3 separate regions of the Mus musculus genome follow, and regions 2 and 3 are each linked to region 1. A link is a loop called in an ENCODE intact Hi-C map of the cell type or tissue named here. Cell type or tissue: heart. All regions are shown on one strand.

Evidence for each region. A loop is a pair of places that touch in the nucleus more often than their neighbours do. Peaks named below come from ENCODE experiments on the same cell type or tissue, not always from the same donor. Only the 100,000 strongest peaks of a DNase experiment are listed, where the experiment ranks them.
Region 2: it touches region 1 in a loop (4-fold over the local background); 15 of 42 quality-filtered maps call a loop at or near these places.
Region 3: a loop joins it to region 1, with 5 times the contacts of the local background. A loop is called at or near these places in 10 of 42 quality-filtered maps.

Annotation. Positions count from the first base shown.
Region 1 is chr1:170,131,951-170,139,950 of GRCm38, reverse strand. No RefSeq gene overlaps it. Among named protein-coding and RNA genes, the nearest start is that of Uap1, 39 kb to the left of the region's middle. In heart, a CTCF peak has its summit at 3,405 (motif pointing right); a DNase peak (open chromatin) is centred at 3,370; H3K27ac peaks cover 412 bases.
Region 2 is chr1:169,965,078-169,973,077 of GRCm38, reverse strand. Hsd17b7 (hydroxysteroid (17-beta) dehydrogenase 7) reads left to right here and starts at 3,873. Exons shown (of 9, transcript NM_010476.3): 1 at 3,873-3,980; 2 at 5,645-5,848; 3 at 7,299-7,391. The coding sequence starts at 3,946. Ddr2 (discoidin domain receptor family, member 2) reads left to right here. Exons shown (of 17, transcript NM_022563.2): 17 at 1-771. 3110045C21Rik (RIKEN cDNA 3110045C21 gene) reads right to left here and starts at 3,669. Exons shown (of 3, transcript NR_040438.1): 1 at 3,503-3,669; 2 at 2,276-2,628; 3 at 682-1,296. In heart, no CTCF peak of the experiment used is centred here; a DNase peak (open chromatin) is centred at 3,777; H3K4me3 peaks cover 2,725 bases; H3K27ac peaks cover 4,760 bases.
Region 3 is chr1:169,667,186-169,675,185 of GRCm38, reverse strand. The region is part of intron 1 of Rgs5 (regulator of G-protein signaling 5); the gene reads right to left. Among named protein-coding and RNA genes, the nearest start is that of Rgs5, 16 kb to the right of the region's middle. In heart, CTCF peaks have their summits at 860 (motif pointing left) and 4,358 (motif pointing left); no DNase peak of the experiment used is centred here.

The DNA of each region.
Region 1 (8,000 bases):
GCTGGAAGAGTAGAGTTTTGTTAGTTAATACATTCCAAAAGATTTTTTGTTTGTTTGTTTGTGTGTTTGTTTGTTTGTTTTTAAACTGTTAGTCACAGGATGTTAGTCCTGAAACAGGTGGACTAGAATGGCCATCAAGGGGGCTAAAAAGATAGCCCAGAATAAACTATAATTAGGCTCTGGACCTGCAACATCAACCCTTCCACACCACTGAAGTTCTAACTAGACAATCAGCTCTGCTGCACAGTTTCTTTCCAGGAATTCTTGTTCACTTCTCTGCAGCTCCAGGTTTTAGGAAATGCACATTGAGAAGTGATCCTTAAGGGAGTGAGGTCATAGCCAGCATTCTGGAGACATAAAAGGTACAACAGTTCTTTCCTTAATAGTTTTCATTGAAAAACATTCATAATAAAGATAATTTAATGCTAAGAAGGACGTTAAACAGGAGCAAACAGTGATCCCGTTGACTGGAGTTTGGCAGCAAGAGTGCTCGAGAACTCTATTGTGTTAGGGTTCTCCAGGGAAATGGCTCCTAAGGAGGTTGACAGGCAGATAGAGTTATATAGACATTTCTCTGGACAGATTGGCTCATAAGGTTGTAGAAGCTAAGTTCTGTGACCTCATGATTATAAGCTTGAAGTCTGAAAAAGTCAGTGGTATAATTCTAGTCCATTGTCAAGGTAGAGAACTAATAGTGTACATCCCAGCCATCCAGAAGATGCCAGGGTCATAAAACAAAGAAGATGGTTGTCCCAGCTCAAACAGCACATGCATACTTCTCCCACCTTTTTTGCCTCCACAGGCCCTCAGTAGTAGTTCCCACATGAATAAGGCTGATCTTTACAGTACACTGATTTAGGGTTTCATATGCTGATGTCTTCCATCCCCCTCCCCCTTCCTCCCCAAGCATCCTTAGAGACCCCCTGGGAAAGAATGGTATCCCAGCTCTCTGGTATTTTCTTAGCCTAAGGAAACTGACACAAAATTAACATCTCATCACTGTGGGAATATAGATGCTTAATAGACTGCCTTTAGATCACTAAGTTCTAACAAAATAAATGTATGCCACCCACTAAAATAGTCATGAACATAAAAAAGTTCATAACGCAGAAGTGAGTGGGAGGGGAGGCTAGTGCCTGTGCCAGCCTGCCCGAGTCTCCAGCATGTACTCTCACTACTAGGCTAAATTTATGTTGAGAACTTTTTCTTTATTAGATATTTTCTTTATTTACATTTCAAATGTTATCCTCTTTCCTAGTTTCCTCTCCAAAAATCCCCTATACTCTTCCCCCTCCCTCTGCTCCCCAACCAACCCACTCCTGCTTCCTGGCCCTGGCATTCCCCTATATTGGAGCATAGAACCTTTACAAGACCAAGGGCCTCTCCTCCCATTGATGACTGACTAGGCCATCCTCTGCTACATATACAGCTAGAGACAAGAGCTCTGGGGGATACTAATTCATATTGTTGTTCCACCTATAGAGTTGCAGACCCCATCAGCTCCTTGGCTTCTTTCTCTAGCTTCTCCATTGGGGGCCCTGTGTTCCATCCAATAGATGACTGTGAGCATCCACTTCTGTATTTGCCAGGCACTGGCAGAGCCTCTCAGGAGGCTTTTTCATTTGAGAAGAGAACTGCGGAGAAATCTTCACCTTGTAACAATGACGTTATTCCAAATAGGCAGTGATTAAGAACTGGCAGAAATGAATTCATAGTAGGAAAATAGAATAACAAAGTCCTATAGGAGGGATGGCAACCGAGCAAGGAGCACAGGCATTTGCCAGGGTTTTCAAATACTCTGAACTTGGGCAGTGGTCATGGAGCCATTTAAAGGAAAAAAAAAATCCTAAAACTGAACAGTTAAGATTTGTTATTTTTCGAAGTTCTGCCTCAAGAAGAACATTTTATACCTCATGCAGTTTTGTTTCAAGATATAATTCATTGGTCAAAGATGGGGCTTAAGTAACTTAAAATTTCATTACTAGGATATGGAAGAGTAGGGATTAAAATCCAAGTCTTCTGGCTCTACAGTCTTGTCACATGGTCCAATCCAAACAGCATTCTGAAAATGTTGAGCACAAGCTAAAGTGTTGGAGAGAGGAACAGACAGAAACAGTTGTGTTTTTACAAGGTTTAAGTTCTTTGTGCTGAAGAGGAAATGGAAAGGCTAAGAATCAATTGTTTTTTGTGACTGTCACCATCAATAGTTCAAGGAAGAGGCAAGTTGGCAAACTTTGGCCTCATAGCACAAGAAGAGAGAGGACCAGATGACTGAAGGCAGAGCCATACTTGGGCTACTGTGAAGTAATGAGGATCTTGACAAGGTTATGCAACATCAGCCGAAGACCAATCAATTGTTCCTGGGCCTGGGTGACATTTTCTTGTTATCTGGAAGGTAGGTGTGTGTGTATGTGAGTGTGCATGTGTGTATGTGTGTGCATATGTGTGTGAGTATGTATGTGTGAGTATGTGTGGCAGCAGGGCACTTCTGGGAATACTTAACATTTGAGAGAACAGGACTATATTTAGGCAAATCTAATTGTTTCAAGGGAAAGATTCCTACATTCTTTGAACATGTTTATCTGCTCATAAAAGACATCCTGAAGAGGCGAGCATTTGGCAGCCTGAATCTGGCACAAGTCAGAATGTCATAGTAGAAGAGGGCCTGAGAGCACAAGATCCCATCCAACCCTATTCATTGAGCAATTGGGAAATGCAATAGAAATCTTGATAACTCACATATAGGAGATGGAAAGTCAAACCCTAGAAGAGAAGACACTTGAGAACCCATTCTCACAGATAAGCATATTCAAGTGGAGATGCTCAGAGTACTATTACAATCAGCATTATTGGTCAAAAGCTATCGGGAGAGGGATCGTTACTTGACTGTTTAGTTCTTAAGTATGAACTTAGGTGACAACATCATGTCACAAAAAGATTGGACACATCTGTGGATAGGGACTCCCCCCACCTCCCATAGCCTTCTGAAATCCTCTACAATGTAGTTGCCATTGTCCTTTCCCTCAGGACTTAACCTAGCTCTAATATGCCAAGCTGTTAGGAGGCCTAGTATAAAGAAAACTCGAGGTTAGGATTTTGAGGGTATCAGACCCAGGATGGTGTGCACAACTGTAATTGCAGCCCCTGACAAATGGAGGCAGAAGGAGCTTAAATTCATAGTGAGTTTGGAGTGAGCCTGAAATACATGAAACGCTGCCATGAAGAGACATAAAATATGAGGGTAATAGTCGAAGCCCTGAAGCAGAATATTTTTGGCAGACTTGGTTCCTCACGTCTTCTGACTGTACTATAGACTACTTCCTGTGAGTCAGCTGTCCCCGAGGCCTCGTCTTGGCAGGCCACAGTTCTTTGTGGCTTTTGTGGAAGGGTTATGTCTGAGCAGCAGAGGGCAGTATGAACAAAGGCTGGGATGAAGTAGCAACTCAGCCTTGGTTCAGGAGCTCTGGCTTTGCAGCAATGAATGTCATTATGCATCCTCCCAGAGCTTCCTTCCTAGCCCAACCATCTTGCCCCTGACGCTACAGGTGTGTCTTTCTGTTATTCTTCCCACTTGCAGCAGACCAGAGTACTTAGTTTGAATGATTCATTTTACATATAAGTAACTGAGTTCCAAAAGAAGCCACTCCCTTAAGGATGTGCATCTAGGTAGTAACAGTTCAGACTACATGCTAGATCTGAGCTGGGGTCAGGATTTAGGCGCCAACTGCTTACTAAGATTAATTCAAGCCTAAGTGTGGTTTAAATGGCAGAGATGATAGGTGAAGATGAAGGACGAGACAGAGCTTATGACAGACAGAAATAGCAATAGCAAGGATTCTACAAATTGGTGAGGTTTCTTTTTCAATATATCTTTTCTATATTCCATTTCAACAAAAACCCTTTTCAAAAGAGGGTGCAGGGGGGTGGTGTAGCTCAGTGGTAGAGTGCCTGGACTGCATAGCCCTAGGTTTGAAGACCGACACCCCCCCCAAAAAAAAGAATTAGTAAATTCATTAAAAGTTAATTATAACTTATCATTTAATTGAATGGATCATTTTCTTGCATCTAGACAATTAAATCATGATATAAGAAATTCCAATTTTTTGCCTCAACCAAGTTCAACTTTTCCAAAGTCCGGTTCTCCAGAAATAACTGACCACTTTCCTGTGTGTCTTACACATCTTTCCAACCATCCTCCTCTTTGGAGCCCTGAGCCTCATCCCCGCAAGCTAGGATAGGTGGCATCCTGGTCCTAACCCTACCCAGGGAATTGTTCTCTGCTTAGCAGGGGTATTTCTCTGAGCCAGCTCTCGGGCTTAAAAGGCTTAATATATATGGACTTGTGGTGGATAGTCGCCATTGTCAATGTGATTGGATTTTGGAGTTACCTAGGAGACACACCTTGACCAAGAGAGGACATTTCCAGAGAAGTTTAAAAAAACAAAGACAAACAAACAAACAAACAAAACCATAAACAAAATATCCACCCTGAATCTGGGCAGCACCATACCACCTTTATTTACTTCCTCTGACTCCCTGTGGGTGGCCACTTGGTATGTTCCATTTCCAACTTTATGACCTTTTCATTCATATATATACATATGTATATATGTATGTGTGTGTATACATATACATATATATATATATATATATATACATACACATACATATACACATACATACACCATTGAGTATAATTATTATTGTCCATATGTACCCAGGTATGAGGCTATCCACTGGAGCAACTTACCAGCGGCCATATAAACAAAGGAAAACCACTCTCCCTCTGCCAGCAGCCAGCAGTAGCCAATGGCTTCTCAGCTAGGGGCGGGGGGCCTTGTTTTCCCCATCCCTGGTGGAGTTTTGACTGCCTTGAGCCTGTGCAGACAAACATAGCTAATGGAGTTCACGTGTGCAACTGCTACGTCATGTCCGGAAGACATCTCAAAGCACTCCTGTCCACTCTTACATCCCTTCCACCTTTTCTTCCGCAGTGTTCCCCGAGCCTTGGGCGCATAGGTGATATGGACGTCTCATTGAGAGCCAAGCACTAGCAGTCCTCTATTCTTAGCCCGTCGACTAGTTTTAAGTGTCTGCGTTTATGGCTGCCAGCTACCACAACAAAAATCAAAACCTTCTCTGACCAAGACTGAGAGTAGCCCAGGTCTGTGGGTATGAAAGCGAGTATTTAGGTCATGTAGTCTCCCCATATCTAGGGCATATTGTCTTCACAGCTATGAGTTTTTGACCAGGATACAGTACTGGGGATGAATCCTTTTTTCTTGTGGATCAGAAAGGGATTGGTGACTCTGTAACTGTCAAACTACAATTGCATCCGTGTACACATCTCACCTAAGCAGGCCGGTATTGTAGCCTGCACGGTCCTGTGCTGAGGAAGACCACGGATGTCTTTCTCCCTCTGCTGTCTGCCTAGCCCCTCCTGGCACTCGGAAAGCCAGCAGGGGAAAAGGTTTCCTGGTCAATCTCACTTTGACTCCTTTGTGTCCTGCAACCAAACTGTGTGGTTTCTTCAGTTACAGTGTCTAGATTTATGCCCTGCACCTCTTCAGATAGGTTCTGGGGATCGAATTCGAGTCTTCACACTTTGTACAAACACTTTACCAACCAAGTTTTCTCATCTATGGAATTTTAATTTTGGTTATTTATAGTACCGTTCATCTCTAAGATTTTGCTTAGTTCTTTAAAATTAGCAATTTCTTATTTATAAGACATCGTTCTCAGGCTTGCTCTTAACTATTTGCACTGAGTTTTTTTTTTATTTCTTAGAAAAGATTTATGATGTCTGCTTTAAAGCCTTTTACTAGTAAGCCTGCATTAGGGTTTCCCCAGGATCTATTTTTATCAACTACTTTTTTTCCCTCTTACATAGACTAATTTTCTTGGTCTTGTGTAAGTCATTTAAAAACTACTAGATAATTAAAATAGCACAGCATAGTGACTCTGAAAATCACATTTCTTTTTTCCTCATTGTTACTGACTTAATAGTCTTCATGTTTTGCATGGGTGAACACTAATGTTTCCGTTAGTTGTACTTAGTGGCCAGCTATAAGAGAAACTTTTTTAGATATTTTAAACCAAATGTTGTTTTTCTGCTTTCTGCTGACAGATTCTATGTGAGTGCCAGGGTACATTCTCAACACACTAGTCAGTTTCCTTCCTTCCTTCCTTCCTTCCTTCCTTCCTTCCTTCCTTCCTTCCTTCCTTCCTTCCTTCCTTCCTTCCTCCCTCCCTCCCTTCTTCTCTCTCTCTCTCTCTCTCTTTCTGTCTGTCTGTCTTTCTTTCTTTCTTTCTTTCTTTCTTTCTTTCTTTCTTTCTTTCTTTCTTTCTTTCTTTCTTTCTTTCTCTCTCTTTCAGATGTATTTATTTATTTAATTTATGTGAGTACACTGTAGCTGTCTTCAAACACACCAGAAGAGGGCTTCAGATCTTATTACAGATGGTTGTGAGCCATCATGTGGTTGCTGAGAATTGAACTCAGGACCTCAGGACCTCTGGAGGAACAGTCAGTGCTCTTAACCACTGAGCCATCTCTCCAGCCTCTAGTCAGCTTCTTTTTTTCTCAATTTTTGTTTGCCCAGTATCTTATTGTTAGCCAGAGTTGAGAAAATATACCTTTCTTAGCCACTTATAGGCATACTTATGGGCTTAGTTTGAGTCTTTTAGATCCCTAAGAATGTACTGGGGAACTTTGCAAAGTTCATGTAGGAAATCTAATTTTCTCTTTAAATCATCTTGGCCAGCTCCTTGCTTGCTTTGGTGTGCCATAGGCCACTGCCGTGTTACACCGTTGCCACTGCATACTTTTGATAAACAACCTAAAGATACTGTTTCCTACTGGGTGAAACCTGAGTCAGGTCAAATAAAAGACAACTCTAGAATATAGAGTTTCCAGACGGCTGGCAGATGGGGAAGAAAGATAGAGAGGATGGAAGGTGGTACCTTTTGAAAACCTTCCAAACCTTCTGCTGTCTCTAGAGGTGAATAGGTAGCTATTTTTCACAGATACCATTTTGAGGCTGCTAGTTTGAATCTTTTATTTTAGAGGTTTGGGAACTTGAGGTGTTATGCATACTAAGTAAATGGTGTACCTATTCTCAGACCGTGTGTGTGTGTGTGTGTGTGTGTGTGTGTGCATGCAGATGTATGTTGAGACCGGGGACTAGTCAGTTAGCTACTCTGGCTGGCCAGCAAGTGCCAGGATCCTCTAGATTATAGGAGCAGGTGCATGCTGCCATTCTCAACTTTTATATGGATGCTGGAGATTTGAATTCAGGTCCTCCTTCTTTCACGGCAAGCACTTTTCCAACTAAGCCATCTCTTCACCAATAGTCACCTCATCTTCCAACTTCTTTTTTGATACAGAGTCTCATTTAGCCCAGGCTGACCTCAAGCTTGCTATTTAGCCTTGAACTTCTGATCGTCCTGCCTCATCTTCTTGCAAGCTGAGATTATAATCATGTGTTTCTCTGTCTGGTTTATAAGGCCACTGCTCAGCTGAGCATCAGAGGGCAAAACCGGGCGTGTTAGAACCCACAATGTTTATTTTCTTTACCTCATGTTAGAGGCTCCTCCTTAATGTCCCTTCAGTTGTTACAAGTGTCTGAAAGGGTTGATTTTACTGATTTCTTCCATGCAGATTTTTAGAAGCCTTTTCCTTTGCCAGGCTGCACATACTTCACACTTGCTGGCTTTTCTGTTGTGGTCTCAGGTGACGGGGGACACAAACTCATGGATGTTGGCTATTTTGAAAGTGGTTACATTTTCATCTTAAAAATTTCACATCTTTTAATGTAAAATGCTATCTACAATACATAGAACACAGGAAAGTTATTTTATAGACATTTTCCAAGGCTTGCAAGCGTGTGTCTTAGCTACAACAGAACACACATCCTATGGCTGATCCAGTGACTTTTATACCAGTGGCTTAAACAACTTAAACAATACTAACATCGTTTTCCCTTGACGATTCCCTCAGAGAC
Region 2 (8,000 bases), 170 kb after region 1:
GAAAAGTTGAAACTCTCGTTTCTTGGACCATTACTTTGGGTTTCCTGCTAGACATTTTTAAGCTGCCTTGCTTAAGGGCTACAGGATAACAACTGTCTGTGGCTTATGAGATTCCTAGCACACAAATGAGTAGTTTGTGTATGTTATATTTTTAATGAATAAAGAGTGGAAAAATTATGTATCACATGTGTTAATTTGGGGAGAAGCGCTTTATAACAGAGGGCTTACTCTCAAAGAGAACAAAGGAAAACGTGTTCTACAGACAGTGTATACCTTTGACCTCTGAAAAAAGCTATATAGTTTCTCCTACAGACACCTTGCCAGTAACCTTACAGGTCTTATAGGAGAGCAGATCCAAGTTGCCAGGCTGATCTGCAAGCACAAACATTTGTCAAGGGAAAGCACAGGTCGTTACTTTCAGTACAAAATGGTTCTTTGCTATGGATGGATTCTCTTCTTCTTGCCCCATGTCCTGTTCCCAAGGACCGACTTCCTGCAGCACTGTGGTGGACTCTTCTATGAGGAGACAACATCTGGGCCTTATTCAATAGCCTGTGGTGGGTAATGTGTTTTGTCAAGAGCTAAACAGCAAATGGATTTAATTTCTGCTTAACATGGTCATAGTCATTCTGAAATGGCTACAGAAATATTCTCTGTACTAGAAAAAGGAATGGAACGTGGTGCCAATTGTCTATTTTCCTTTATTTATTCCCTGTAAGTCTGTCAGATGATAAATTGTACATAACAGTGATTAAAGAGTCATGCTACTGATACAGTCTTCTTTCTGTCTCAGCAGTAACAGTTCTGGCCTTTGTTGTCTTTCCTCCTGACACCACTGGTGGAGTGGTGATGTGACACAGGGAAAGTGTGCACACGGTTATCAGGGATGTCTGACAGAGAGTCATGTGAAAAGGCTTCTGTTAGATGTCAGTTGACAGCTAACTAACATGGCGATGTCTCTGACATAGTAGAGACCTTGTTTCATATCTTCATGTTATTGGGCCACTTCTGGGAACCTGAGTTTCCAGAATTCTTTTGAAAGCCTTCATTGTCATTACTGTGGAGTTGTTTTGTTTTGATATATTTTTTTTTTGAAGGAACAGAAACACTTGCTAAATCCAAATATGGTCTGTCTCAGGCAGCTGTTCACACAAGCATAAATTAACAAAAACTGTATACAACTGGGATCCAGATGCAAACTTCCCAATGGAGATTAGGGAGGAACTATCCCCAACACATTTTACTTTCACTTGCAGAATTCTGAGTAACAGGAGCACACTTCTCCCAGCAGGTGTCCTAGTAGAAAAGAGAATGGGCATGAATTCTCAAAGAATAAACAGTATTCATGAGTGCACTTCCTATCTCTGCAATGTCCAGGCTTTCAGGACCGAAGACCAGGAATATACCTGAGCGGTGGAACTGGGATGGAACAAAAAGAAACAAGGGGACTAGGGATGTTCAGAGATCTAATTCTGCTGCCAACACATACTGCCGAGGCTTAATGGCAGATATGAGTGATGGCTTGCATCTATGCACACACATACACAAACAACACAGACAAGTTATCCACATGTTTCATTATGTAGGTCATTATTGAGGATGGAAATTTTGTCTATTCAGTTTTTCATTAGCAACTTGCATGGGTCTGGTTAAGTTGCAGAGAACAAGAAAACTATTTTCCGTTCAGAGTTTTATATTTACTTCCTATTTGAAAAAGAAGTGACCACACATCTGTAAGTCCTTCTCTTCTAGAGTCCTTGGATCCTACACAGGGTAACACATGACCATTTACCACCAATGAACTGGGTAAAACTCTCAGTTAGTTTTGAGCCAGACTGAATGCATTTTTTTTTAAGGGAAGAGCATTGAAAAATATGAACATGAGAAACTACACAGCCCCAACTGGAAGTTATTCATTAGTCCCGTTTGCAAATTAGAGGCCGTCTATTCTGTGAATGTTTCTAAGAACCAAGAATAGAACTTTGTACTCAGAGCAAAAGATATGTCTCTCATCCTTACCTACTGTCCCCTAAAAGGAAAAGCGATCACGGTCTGACTTTAGGGTAGAGATGGATTTATTACAAGGAGCACAATTAATGTTGAGTTAACTACACCTGCTCAACTCATGCCAAGGCTTGCCAGTGATAGCTTCACTCACTGTGCACCAGACTGTTCTGGTACCCAACTGAAGAACCCCAGGACAACACAAACCCAAGATGAGTAGTTTGGAGTGAGGTAAAAACAAAACAAAACCAAACCAAAACCCAACACTCACCTATGAATTAAAAAATATTTTCATTGCTCGGGGTTGTGACTCTCTATGACAAATGACTTTAAAAATTAAACATTTTAGATTAATAGTCCAGTCCATCCCTTGTCGGTCACAGAGCCTTGGAAGCAGCAACTTGAGTAGAACAAAAGGAGGAAGAGTCCCAGTTTCCCTTACTGGGCTGGGCTGGAAGTGATAGAGGACTTTCTCTGAAGTCTTCTGGGTTTCATCTAACTCAGAGCTGGTCCCACTCCTGTTCTCATCTGAGGCTGTAGTAAGGCTGAACTCCTCTCGGACCCAGGCAGACTCCTGATGTTGCTTTCATGCACAGAGTTCATGCTAATAATTGCACAAGAGAACTTAAAAAAAAAAAAACAACTCAAAATAAACGTCATAATATGTTAATTAAGTTTACAGTTTTCTGGTGGGCCATTTTCATGCTACCCTAGGGTGCAGTGTGGACACACCTGTCTGCCACCCAACCCACCCACCAGGCTCTCCAATTTCTTTTTAAAAAGTGAGCTTTCTTTGGGAGAGCCACACAGTTTTCTCTGTTCTTTTGCTGCCACTTCTGAACTCCAGGGTTTAAAAAGGATCATTTGGGTATGGAATCTCAAGATCAGGGATTTTTTTTTTTTTCCACTTCAAGGCTTTAGAAAATTTGTTAAGTTACTGTCTTTTAAGAACAGTTGAAATGATCAACCAGTTTTCTTAAGTTTTAGCAGTTTGTTGGTATCATTAATCAAAACATATAGATTAAAGCCCAGAAAAGACGTTATCATTTAGGATCACGGCTATCCCTAGTAATTACAGCTCTGAAAGAGGAATAGTTTGTTCAATCATATGAGTATTAGTCCTTTCACTCAATATTAATCATCTGTAAGTAGCGAAAGCTGGGATAACGATTATAACAGCTGCGCAGGGTATTTTTATGCGAATTGAACTTAATAAAAAAAGGGAGTTTTAATGTATGCATTTGCCCCTCCCTGATTACCTAGTTCTGCTCCCTCCAAAGTACTCATCTGGGATGGCTTGGAGACAAAAAAAAAAAAAAAAAAAGAGCGAGCGAGCGAGAGAGAGAGAGAGAGAGAGAGAGAGAGGCAGAGAGAGTGAGAAAATAAAGCTCATTACAGCGACCTGAGAGGTCTGAAGGAGATGACAGTACGCATTCCTTTAGCGTTCTGAGATTCTCTGGTTTCATTCCACATTCAGAGCTTGAAATTGCTAACTTACTCGTGATTCGACATAAATACAATTCAATGAAATCCAGGTTCTCTTTCTTAAAGACCATGCTTTACACATCCTAAGAAGCAAACTTGGACTTGGGTTCCTGCACCGAAGCCTCTCCCAGCAGCCTTGTGAAACCTCCAGCTCTGCCGCCCGCTTGCTTCACTCAGAACAAAGCCCCCGCCGCAGACTGGGGGCGGCGACTGCCTGGATTGGCTATAGGACCCTTGTGTCACGTGGCTCCGCCCCTCGGCCTATCTCACCTCACCCGGTCTGGGCGTGGAGAGAAGATGCCGAGTCGCGATTGGCGGGCCTAACGCGCGGACCGGATGACGCAGGAGAGGTGGAGCCGGGCCGAGCCTTGATTGGTCGAGGTGCGCGTGGTCACGGATCAAGGTTCAGGCTAAGAGAACCCCGGTGCAGTTCTACTTCGGTGCAGGGCGTGGAAGATGCGGAAGGTGGTTTTGATCACCGGGGCGAGCAGGTGAGACCTCCTATGGAACCCCGGAGTCTATGCGGGGGGAAGCGCAGGTCGGTGATTCACTTCGATGGGGTCCGCAGAGACCCCGTTCCCTGGCTTTCCAAGAGGTGTGGTCATGCCTGCCTCGCTTGGTGCTCGGTGCTCGGTGGCTGGCGCTTTGAATTAAACATGACAGTGGAAAGGAAAGCTAAACCGCCAGTGACTGGTCAGCCTGGCAGTGATGCTGGACAGTTGTTCTCTAGGGACCGTCAGTCTCCGAGAGTAGTTAATTGTAGGTGCCCACAGTTCACTTTAAACCTAAACACTCGGGGTGTTTAAATGTCAGCATCCATGAACTTTAGGACAATGAGGAAATTTCACTCCTGCAGCATGTTTTCATATACTCTTTCCAGGAACCTACAGAACGACCAGTCTAGCAACTAAGGCTTATCCTGATGCAGATGCCAGCAAAGTTATTCCAGGCTTGCCCATTTGACCCTTGACCTACTTATCATTTGTTGATGAAGAATGTGTGGAGGATGGACCCAACCAACTCCCCTCCTACCCCCAATTGGTTACATTGCTATTTTTTGAGGAATTAATACAGGATTTGTTAAATGCCACTTAAGCCTGTTTCAGTGACCCAATCACATCTATATTAACTAAACCAGTGGAGGGGTCTGTCTTGGGCTTTTTGTTAGTGTGCGCTCTCCTTTAGGTCAGCTGGGTTTTGGCCGTTCTCGAGTGGAAAGTGCCTGTAGAAGTCAGACCTGAATTGGTGTGATTTTGATATACTGTGGTGTGTGCAACTTATACTAAAGTTGGTATTTAAAGTAAGGATGAATAGGCCGGTATCTGCTTGGTACTTTGCTGGCAGGGCCGCCAGATTCTGTGGATTCCAGACTCACTTTGGAGCTCCCTTTGCTGGCAGTCTGCATGAGAACTTACTGTTACCCAGAATGGCCTCGCTACCAGCAGTGGGCCCCATCTGCTGCGACCTTCATATCACTCTTTGTGACCCAGTGCATCTGAAGCCTCCTAGCTCTGCTCTTTCCTGCTTCTTTGTCTTCGGCTCTATCTGCTTGCTGATTCTGCTTTCTGTCTACTTGTATTGAGGGCTTTTTTTTTTTTTAAACTCTTGGCTATTCTGCTGTGACTTAGTAGTTGACAGGGATTTAACTTCAAGCTGTGCTACTGTGTATTCTCCTGAAAACAAAACAAAACAAAGCAAAAAAAAAACCCCAAAAAACAAAAACCCAAACCAAAACCTCACCGGTTGGTTCACTTACTGCGATTTACAGTTTTCCTAATAGCAACAGTACCAAGAAGTGGTGAGAACCCTTGCCTTTGCGGGACCAAGGCACCACAAGAAAATGGGGACACGGTAAACAACTAATACGGCCCCCCTTAAAGTATTTGCTAGAGATATATTAAATCACACCCTAACAGGTGCTCCAACCCTCACTCACTGTGTCATTGAACCATATTAGAGGGGAACAACTGGATGTTGCTTATCAACATGGCTAATCGGGAGATTCCTTCTTCACATAATGTTTGGGTATTTTCTATCTGCTTGGATTTCTCATTGGAGCTCATATTGACACTGTCAAGTTTCTGAACCAGAGAGAACTGCCTTCATTTAACACCATTTCAATGAGCTCATGCTTGTGCCTGAATTCTCCCTTCAGTGGCATTGGGCTAGCCCTTTGCGGTCGACTGCTGGCAGAAGACGATGACCTCCACCTGTGTTTGGCGTGTAGGAACCTGAGCAAAGCAAGAGCTGTTCGAGATACCCTGCTGGCCTCTCACCCCTCCGCCGAAGTCAGCATCGTGCAGATGGATGTCAGCAGCCTGCAGTCGGTGGTCCGGGGTGCAGAGGAAGTCAAGCAAAAGTATGTCTCTTTGTCATAGATTGCTGTCTGTCATAAAATTAATCAAATGAGAAAGGGCAGGAAAACATTCAAAGGTAATGGGCATAGCTTAAAAGGACTCTTCTTTCCTGTGTGGTAGTATAGCATGGCATTTAATCAAACTGGACAGGTCAGGGAAACATGGGAAGGTAATGGATATAGTATATATAGAACAAGTTGTGCTGAGGGAGTCTGACATAGTGATGACATTCGAGCCCTGAGAACTTGGATTTACCCTTTCCAGTTGGCAAAAGAACTGTTGTGTCGGACACTAGATCTGTATTCTGCTGTATTCTCCGTCCTGTTAGAACGCATTCAAAATGGTGATGCTGTTTTATCCAGAGAGAGATACTACGGCAATCCTTTCAATTTTGAATATATTAATTATGCTGCTTGATTGAAGCCAGAGCTTAATATCCACACTTTACTAAGCATTGCTTCTTCATGCCTAGCAAAATAACGTGTTATTACTAAAGTTTGTAAAGTAGATAATGCGATAACTAATCTGGCTTTACCTGCATGACACATAGTAGCTAAAGCAGCAACAATGTCACTACTTAAAGTAGCCATTTTAATAATTTCAACCATATGGTTGTTGTATGACCAAGAAGTACTGATTCATTATCCATATTGGCAACCAAATATATTTCAAGGTCTGGTTTTATCAGCTGTGGCTCTGTCCTGGGTCACAAAGCAGACAGGATGTGGTGCCTGAGATTCTGGGCGACACTCTGAGCATGAGTGTTGCCTGAGTGTCACGGGAGCAGGTACCGCCTGCCTGGACCCCACTTCCTAAGGGGTGTGCGTACATTAAGGCCTATGAAGTTTTAAAACTGAAAAAAAGCTCACTCACGGTTGCATTTCTCAACTCCTCCATGACACATATTCTGAAGCAAGCCTAATCCCCCCAGGGCATTTACGGTTTTAGGGTATGTGAGAGCGCAACCTTTAATCAGTTTATGATACGTAGTCTCCAGCCATGAGCTCCGCTGCGTGGTTTCCACTTGGGTCTTCTGTGTTGGTAGATTCCTGGTCATCCAGATTTCAGCACTGATAGGTCACGGCAGACCTGCTGGGCATTATGTGACTTTAACTTGCCAGCTTTGGAGGATATGAACTGGTAAAATAGATCAGGAGGAAGATGGGTTTGCTTGAGGGGTCTCCCGTGCTTGGTTGGGGGGCTGCAGTTGGATTTCTGTCTAGAGATTTAACTTCAAAGCCCTTTGGAACCACCCTGAGCCAAGATACTCAGGTGTCCGCTGTGGCTCGAGACACTGCCGAGGAAGAGCCATTGTAATGCCAGGTTTACATTGTGGCCATCTTCATTGGTTTGGAAAGGGTTTTTCTGTCCTCAGGCCTTCTGTGTTATAGTGTGGAGTACAGTTTTGTTTCATCTTTTCTAACAGTGCCATTTTTGGTATTTTACTCGCAGGTTTCAAAGATTAGACTACTTATATCTGAATGCTGGAATCCTGCCTAATCCACAATTCAACCTCAAGGCATTTTTCTGCGGCATCTTTTCAAGGTAATTTCCACAGTCTAGATCAGATCAGTGGTTCTAATCCTGTGGGTAGAGACTCCTTGTGGGGAGGGGCATGTTACCCTTTCAGAAGCGGGTCACGTATCAGATATTCTGCCTACCAGATACTTACATTATGATTCATAACAGTAGCAAAGTTACAGCGAGGAAGTAGCAATGAAGTAACCTGAGGAACTGTACTAGAGGGTCACAGCATTGGGAAGGATGAGAACCACTGTTGTAGGTGAGGCTGAGTGCAAGAGAGGTGTTCATTTTGTTGCCCTGGCTTTGCTTTTGGTGTGTATGTTGAGCTGGGGGATGCTGGGAAGGATGTAGATAAACAGGAAGGAGGAGTTGGTACCACAGCAGGCAAGTCAAGTACTTGGTTTTGTAGGGAGCACTGCCCGTGGCCATGGTTTTCATGGTGGTCGAGCTTCTGGAACATTCCATATCATCAGATGGTTCGTGTTGAAATGGCTGAGTGTGCTGGTCTCGGAACCCTTCTAGATGAGGCGGCATGCTTAGAGAGCCACCAGCCTCTGATGAGGCTGCACTACAAGATGCCCGGCTGTGTGTCAGGAACTCTGACTAGTGAGTTGAGAGAATGCAGGGGAC
Region 3 (8,000 bases), 460 kb after region 1:
TTCTTACCAATCTGTTACCATTGGTCTCCAAGTCAGTACCAATCATAAGCAAAGCCTTAAAGAGCTATGAGGGGTTCACATTATAATCAGACAGGATTTTGATATCGAAAACATACTTTTCTATTTGGTGCATAGAGATAGCAAAGAGGTAACATACACAACCAACATTAACAATTTTGCATCTTAGAGTCACAGTTAAGAAAGCCCTGTCTTGCAACTTACAAAAGCCACAAATACCCAATTACCATGTAGAATGTCCTACTAGCTCAAAATATGGTGTAGAAATTGATTTAGAAATAGTTAACTCTGAGGTGTCTTTTCATCTCTGTTTCATTTTACTTTTGTTCTTTCTCTAGAAACTTCCCGGTGAGTGAGCACAGCCCCCGACCTCTTAACATCAAGCGTATCTTAGCTAAACAAAGCTTTGTGATGGGAATTGGAAATCATCTGCTGCGGGGCAGGGGAAGCGACAGCTTATATTACACAGTGAGTGAGATGTTCTCCCTTTGAGTTCAGGCTCTACAAGTTACACAAACTACCTGATGTTAAGTGTTTCTGGCTTGGAAGTTGGGTCTGGTGAAATAGTTAAGTTCTCAGACTTTTGAGATGATTTGAATTGCTAGCTTTAATTGCATAATTATTGTTTTCAACCAGCTCTAGCCCATGGCTTCCACCTATAAGCACCAAATGAAAGCGTCAGAAAATGACATAGATCACTTTTTTTAAATTGTAAAGGGCTCCTGGAAAATTCTAGCTCTGGAAGTAAGACTACTACCATATAATATTATCTGGGATAAAAAATTGATCATTGGGAGTTGACTGGACAATGTATACAGCACTTGTGACTACCCCCTGCTGGCCAGTACAGAGCACTACTGTCAGAGATACAAGGTCTATCTTCTCCCAGGCACACTTCACTATCCAGTAAAAAGAGTCATCTGCCTCCTGGACTCCACATGCCTCTCCCGCTGTGCACATATGGAAAGCTGTTATTAATGTTGAACTTGACACAACATTGCATCCACCAACACTTCTATAAAGACGAGTGATACACTCTCATGTTTGGGGGTTTCGTATTGTTTGGTTGGTCCTTTAAGATTTAGGCTTCCTCCCCCTCCCCCCTCTTCCCCCACTTCTATTTCTTTGTTCTTTTCTCTCTTGCTTCACTGGAGTCATTTGCTTTTGTAAAAGGCAGGAAGGTGCTGGTTTACAATTTCTCATGCAAGAGCAATAGTCAAGTATGAAGGGGTAAAGGTAACAACAGAGTTTAAAATAGTCATTCATTTCTTGCGAATTTACAAATTGATTATGTTTTCTGTGCCAGGTAGTACATAATAAATATACAAACACCCATAGGCCTTGGTCTTTGCTTTTAAGATGCCTATAGCCCATTGAACTCTTCCACTGGGGTTTCCGGAAGGAAGCAGACCCTGAACAGATAGTCTCAGTTCCCACTAGGGTAAGTCCAGGAAACTTCTCAAAAGAAGCAGAAGTAGAGTTGGAGAATGGCCAGTTGTCACTCACTTGAGCAAGATCATTTTTGTTTCTTATAAATCTGTTAACATTAGCCTGACTGACCTTTCAGGGCAGAGAGAAGGCCGCGAGATGGATTGCTTGATTGTGAAATGTAATGCAGTTCATAGTACAAAGCGGTATTGAATGTGGTCATCCTGTCTTCCTATTCTCAATGGAGATGACAAGGGACCACCATGCTGCACCAAGCTTGTGACATATTTGGCATGTGTGCAAGAAAGAGTTAAAGGTAGAGAAAGGGCTCTTCAAAAAAAATGTTTCCATGTAAAGAGGAGGCCAACTATTTTATTAACTTGGGTTGGATCAAATTGTCTTTATCTGTCCATTTATCGATGCATTTTACCATAAGGATTGTTTATAAATGATCACTCATTTCCTAAGATGGTATACACACACACACACACACACACACACACACACACACACACACACGAGTGAAACAAAACTCTAGAGACATTTTATCTATATCAATTGTCCAGTGGCCATTTGTGTGTGTTATGTGATCTAGAAAAGACGTACTACTTATAACATCACTTATTTTTTGAAAAATCATGTTCTGATGATGAGCCTCAATTGGTTGTTTACCTGGTGTGTAAGATGCCCTGGGTTTGACCTTCAGAACTGCATAAACTGGGCATAGTGACAAAGACCTATAATCCCACCATATAGGACGCAAAGGTGGATAGATGAGAACTTTAAAGTTATCCTTTGCTCCATAGACATCATGAGATATATAATACTTATAATATATACACTTATGTGTGTGTTTGTGTATACACACAGATACAAGCATGCATACACGTGTGTTCCTCTTCTCAGAGCTGATACCTATACCAGAACACCAGGTATTCTCTTCCTCTTGGCCTTGGGAATGCAAGAAAGAGGGAACAGTGTGCTTGGGAGAACTCTGTTGCTGAGGCTTTGTCCCTGGCCTAGTATATATAGGCTGAAGAAGAAGACATTGAAAGCTCATCAGGAACTGACCTACTTATTCATTTGTAATCCTGAAGAGAAGGATGAGTACGATGAGTAAGATTGCATTCACTCTCACCAAGCAGTAACCAATGAAAATAACCAGTGATAAGGTTCCAGCCAGTCTGAATACTTGGCAGCCTCACAAGAACAAAGCAAGCAAGCAAGCAAGCAAAACCCTCCAAAAAGAAAAAGAAAGAAAAAAAACCCCACAGAATTACTGCATGGCTCTCAAGAGTTCCCAGAAAAGAGCTTCACCCTCCATTGCCTTCCTTCCTGTCAGAGCCTCACACAGTGTGGGAATAGTACAAATCAATGGGAAAGCCAAAGAGGTTCAAACTCACCAAATTCGTTTCCCGTTTCTAGATAAACTTGAGCGTATCTGACATTAATTGAATTTCAAAATCATCTCTATCTGGAGAGGAGAACTTTCTAATGTGTTTACCACATCAGCTATGGTCCCTCGCTTTCTTCGACTGCACACTAGGCCCTTCCCTCTGGCTAAATTACATTAATGCTGATTAACACCAAATGATTTGTGTCTCCTTGGGTCTGTTATCCTTTTGTGTTACAAGGAAAAAGAAAACTTGTTTTGAAATAAAATCAATTGGAAATGCCCGGTGGAGCATTTAATCAGAGGGAGAGAATTCTGGAGATGAGTCACACTTTTCAAGCTGCAAAGGTCTGAATAGTAGTAGCCTTGTGCAATGGTAAAATCTGTTCCCTGTGTGGGATGTTGGCCAGGGGATAGAAATCCCAGAAAGCCACAGACCATCTTAGTCTTTCCTGCCAGCGAATAGACTGGATGCAAGTTTTAACCTTTAGATGTATGTGTGCAAGGCCAGCACCAGGACACTACAAACAGAAGTATGGCTGGATGAATTTTTTTTTTGAAATAGAACTATATTCAAGAGAACTTGATTGAGAGCCGATAGAGAGGCTCTGACTCTAGATGTTTCAAGGATTAAGATGGTGTTTCTGGCCCTGGTAGTGTCTGGAACAACTCCAAAGGGCTCATTGCACACAGGAAACTACATAGTAGGCATTTCCCCATCGTTAGAAAATACTGATGGGACACAAGAATGAAGAGATGATGTGTGTTCTTGCTTCCTAAAAAAACAATAAATTCCTATGGAAATGCATACACACACACACACACACACACACACACACACACACACACACACACACACACACCTGTTAGCTACCATCTTCAGCCACCCCCACCAACTCCCTGGGATCTTCTGAATCTGACTGCTTAACATGGCAATCACCTAGCATGACTGAAGACACATAAAGCCACCAGATGACTGCCAGGACCATAAAGTGGCTGAGTTCTGTTTCTTTCTTTAAAGTAACCGGAGACAGAGAAGTGAGAAGCCGAGGCCGGCGATGAAGCTTGGTGAGTGCATGCCTAGAATGGGCAAGAGCCTGGGTAGATTTCCAGCCCCCCCGAAATAAAAACAAGAAAGAGAAGAAAATGGAAAACAAGATAAAAGCTGGTGGGCGGGGCTTAAGTGGTGCACGTATTCAATTATTCAGATCACTTATATAGGGTCTATTTTAATGAGAAGAGAACCTGGGTGTAAGGAGAAAACTTACATTCCACCATGTTAAAGAGACAGAGGGGCAGTAAGGGTCCTGTGCTTGGGACATATCTGGTAGACACAGGAAGGTTTAAGTCTAGACGCCAGACACAGTTCAAGAACACTCCTCACAAAGAAAGGCTCTCTGCAAGGAGTTTGGGGAGTGTAGGACCTCATTTTCAAAACTGGTTTCCAAAAGACTTGATCTTTTTTCCTTGGTCAGGGTAAAATTCAAGGCAACCCAAATCTTTGTTGCAGATGCCCCCTGCTGGCTATGAAGAGGCATGAGCTACAATTGCTGTAGAAAGAACCTTGGATCTGGCTAACCTTGCAGGCTTCTTCCACAAAGGTGAAAAGACTATGTGTTATCTTCCCTCCCCAATAAATACCCATGAAAACATGTCCAGCACACACACACACACACACACACACACACACACGCGGGCTTGTTTTCGCGCACAAACACACACACACACTCACACACACACAGAATGCTTTTTATTTACCATCTTCGGCTACCCCCTCTCAAATCTTCTGAACATGACTGCTAAAAATCAATGATCGATTCTCAAGACCAGGAAGAAGGCAGAACCAGACCATTTAGATGGAGAAAGACTCCACTCCACCACTCTACCATTTCCATCTGGCTAAAAACAAAACATCCATGGTGTTTGTTATAGCTATCCATCAGCGTGTTGCATGAGAATTTATACCTAATTTCTTACCTCATTTTCATAATTTACTTACAGTATCTTAGGCAAATGACCCTAGGGTTAGTCTGTATAAAATATCCCTTGATGATGTAAGCTGTAGGAAAGTGGAGAAGGATGGCAGAAAATACAGTGTCCCCGTTGTTAAATAACTGAAATGTGGCTTCAGCAATGACAGCTGTCTCCCAAAGCTCATGTGATTAATTACATTAAATGACATTCTGAACTATAAAATGGTTGAAAAAAATGGAATTGACAACAGCTGTCAATTATGACATATTTATAGAAAACACATTTACCTCTTGCGTCCTTCGAGCTCTTGTTACCTCCCACCATTTCCTGTCAGACTTAATCACAACAATTGCCATTCTGTGCTCCAGCTCTTACCTGAGCTGTCCCCAAACAGTTGTCACTCAGATGCCCTCACAGGCAAAGGCCACAAAACACTAGTGGGGGCGGCTCGGGCCCAGAAACTGTTCACTTCGTAAGCAGGAAGCATCCAGAAACTAGATGTAAAAAAATAATGCCAGGCACTGTGTACATATAGTCCCCAGGTAGGAGAGTTGGTGACACACAGATCCTTACGTTCTCACTAGGCAGACTAAGCTACTTTGTGAATTAAAGGCCAGTGACAGGCTCTGTCTCAAAAAGAAAGAAAGGAAGAAAGAAAGAAAGGAAGAAAGGAAGGAAGGAAGGAAGGAAGGAAGGAAGGAAGGAAGGAAGGAAGGAAGGAAGGAAGGAAAGAAGGAAGGGAGAGAGAGAAAGAAAGAACCCTGAAGAATGATAATGTCCTCTGGCCTCTCCACAAATGTGTGTGTGTGTGTGTGTGTGTGTGTGTGTGTGTGTGTGTGTGTGTGTGTGTGTATTCACACACACACACAGAGGTAGTCAACAGAAAACTTGTCTAGATAAGCTAACTTCTTCATAAGACAGAGTACCATTTCAAAACCTGGGCCATACGCAGTTTCTTCTTCTGCTCACTTACTTAACAGTCTAATGAGCAGCATCTTTGCTGTGAGCCTGCCCCATGCCACACACTACTACTTGTAAGAAAATCTTCTGTGGAGCCAAAGACAAATCTGTTAGCCTTTTAGCTGTTATACTTTTAGCTGCTCACAGTTGATACGCTGTGAGATAGGTGTAGGGCACTGGGCATCTTTCTAACCAGATATGCACTTCTCAGTGGTGATAAACACTTTAGAAAGCTTTTTAGAAAGTCCAGCCTCGGGTCAGGCCATCTCTACCTGTTCCTGCTAGTCTGATCAAGATCATTGATAATGGGCTGTTTGCTACAAATGACTTTTAAAAAAATGTGTGTTCCATACCAATCTCTCTCTAGTCATAGGAGTAATGCTCAGATTTGAATTGGTAAGCCCACTGTGGATCCCCGTCCATGTTAAATCAGGCTTGTAAAGAGGGAGCTAACCTTTCACTCCTGGAGATGGCCTCTGTGGTTTGATCATTGACTCTGAGGTTTCTTGTTGTCTAATATCAACCACAAGGGCATCAGAATCTCAACTCAGATTCTCTCATGGGTTAGCGAATCCTTCATCCTGGTGCAAGCAGAACACAAATACCCGGGACTTTGTTGCTACTGAGGAATGAATTACGTAAACACTTTACATCAGCTTGTCAGCTAAAAGTATGCGTTCACTTTGGTTCCATTGTAGGTACAGTGGTCCTGCTTTCAAAAACTGATGCTGACGCTACTGAGAAATGACTACTAATCTAGCTAATATAACCACAACTAACCATGAATAGACTTGTTTATCTGCCAAAATTGGTCTGGAATGGATCATCTCATTTTCCTTTAGCCACTTACTATGTGAGTGAATTTACACAAGCTGTGTATCCCTGCACCTCAACCACAGAGCTATACAATTAGGATGAATTAGGAGATGGTGTAAGAAGTTTCTGTGAGGAGAGCAAGGGATAACTGTAAAGGCTGGTCCAGTCCCTGGTACATAAACAGTATGCCATCGTGATGGCCACTGTGATGACTACCATTGTTACCACGGTCATCATCATCACTCTGTCTATTCATTTAATGACTGCAACTTCCCAGTGCCAGCTCTAACTCCTAATAGTCCTTTGACTTGGGGATTTGTAACCCTGAGCTTCTACAAGAGTGGACGATGATGAAGGCGAGGCCTGTATTCCACTTCAGTCTTTCTTCTCCATAAGGAGACACTATAGCTTCCTCCGATAAACAGTGTTGGAGACACAGAAGGAAAATGTGTGTGTGTGTGTGTGTGTGTGAGAGAGAGAGAGAGAGAGAGAGAGAGAGAGAGAGAGAGAGAGAGAGAGAGAGAGAGACTCTCCTGGATAAAGTACCACAATACTATCAGTCTCCAGGACTAGGCAGTTCCACCCTACTACAGATACACATTGCTGCCCATTTTCACACACGCAGGGCGATGGTGGGACTGCATGAGTGGAAAGATGGATAGACAGCACCCATAATAGTTCCAAACCCAAAGCAGCAGCTCGACCCAGGATGATATGTATACCCAGCCAGCAGATCCTGGAGCGACCCCCAGAGATGCTAGAGCTTCAAACAAGAAACTTAAAAATAATGGCTCCATTTAACATGATTCAAGAAGTTGGTAATTTTTTTTTGTAAGTAGAAAAATGTTTCTGCAAGAGAGTGAGATTGCTTAAATTTAAACAGGAGGCATTTAGGAGAATTTATGAACCATAAACTGTGATGAAACCTTGGAAACAGTGAACAGTAAATGTGGAGAAGTTTCCATTACCAAGAAAAGTCATCAAGGCCAGAGTGGCAGCCAGCTGCTTTGGATAACCCTGTCATGTGACCACCTGGAACCATCCCAGTGACATCATATGACACTTTCCAGATCCGCAGTCCATGTTATACTCACAAACAATCCATCGAACCCTGTTTAATCTCTTCCCTGCATTTGGCAGAGAAGACCCATCTGCCTTTAACTCGTAAGACCCTCATCTCAGATCATGGGACCAAAAGCAACAGTGAACACGTTGAAAGGGTTGTCCCTTGAGAGAAGCCAAGTAGCATACTGAGTGCCTGTCCAGACAGCTCGTATCGTACCCTAAGCAAGCTCTTTTTGCTCAAAGGAAAACACAGAATAGCATAGTGACCCAAGGCAGACATGGCAGCTCCAGGCTTCTCATATCACCTTGCTTTGGGTACTTCCTGATCTGTTTGCTTGTTTTTACA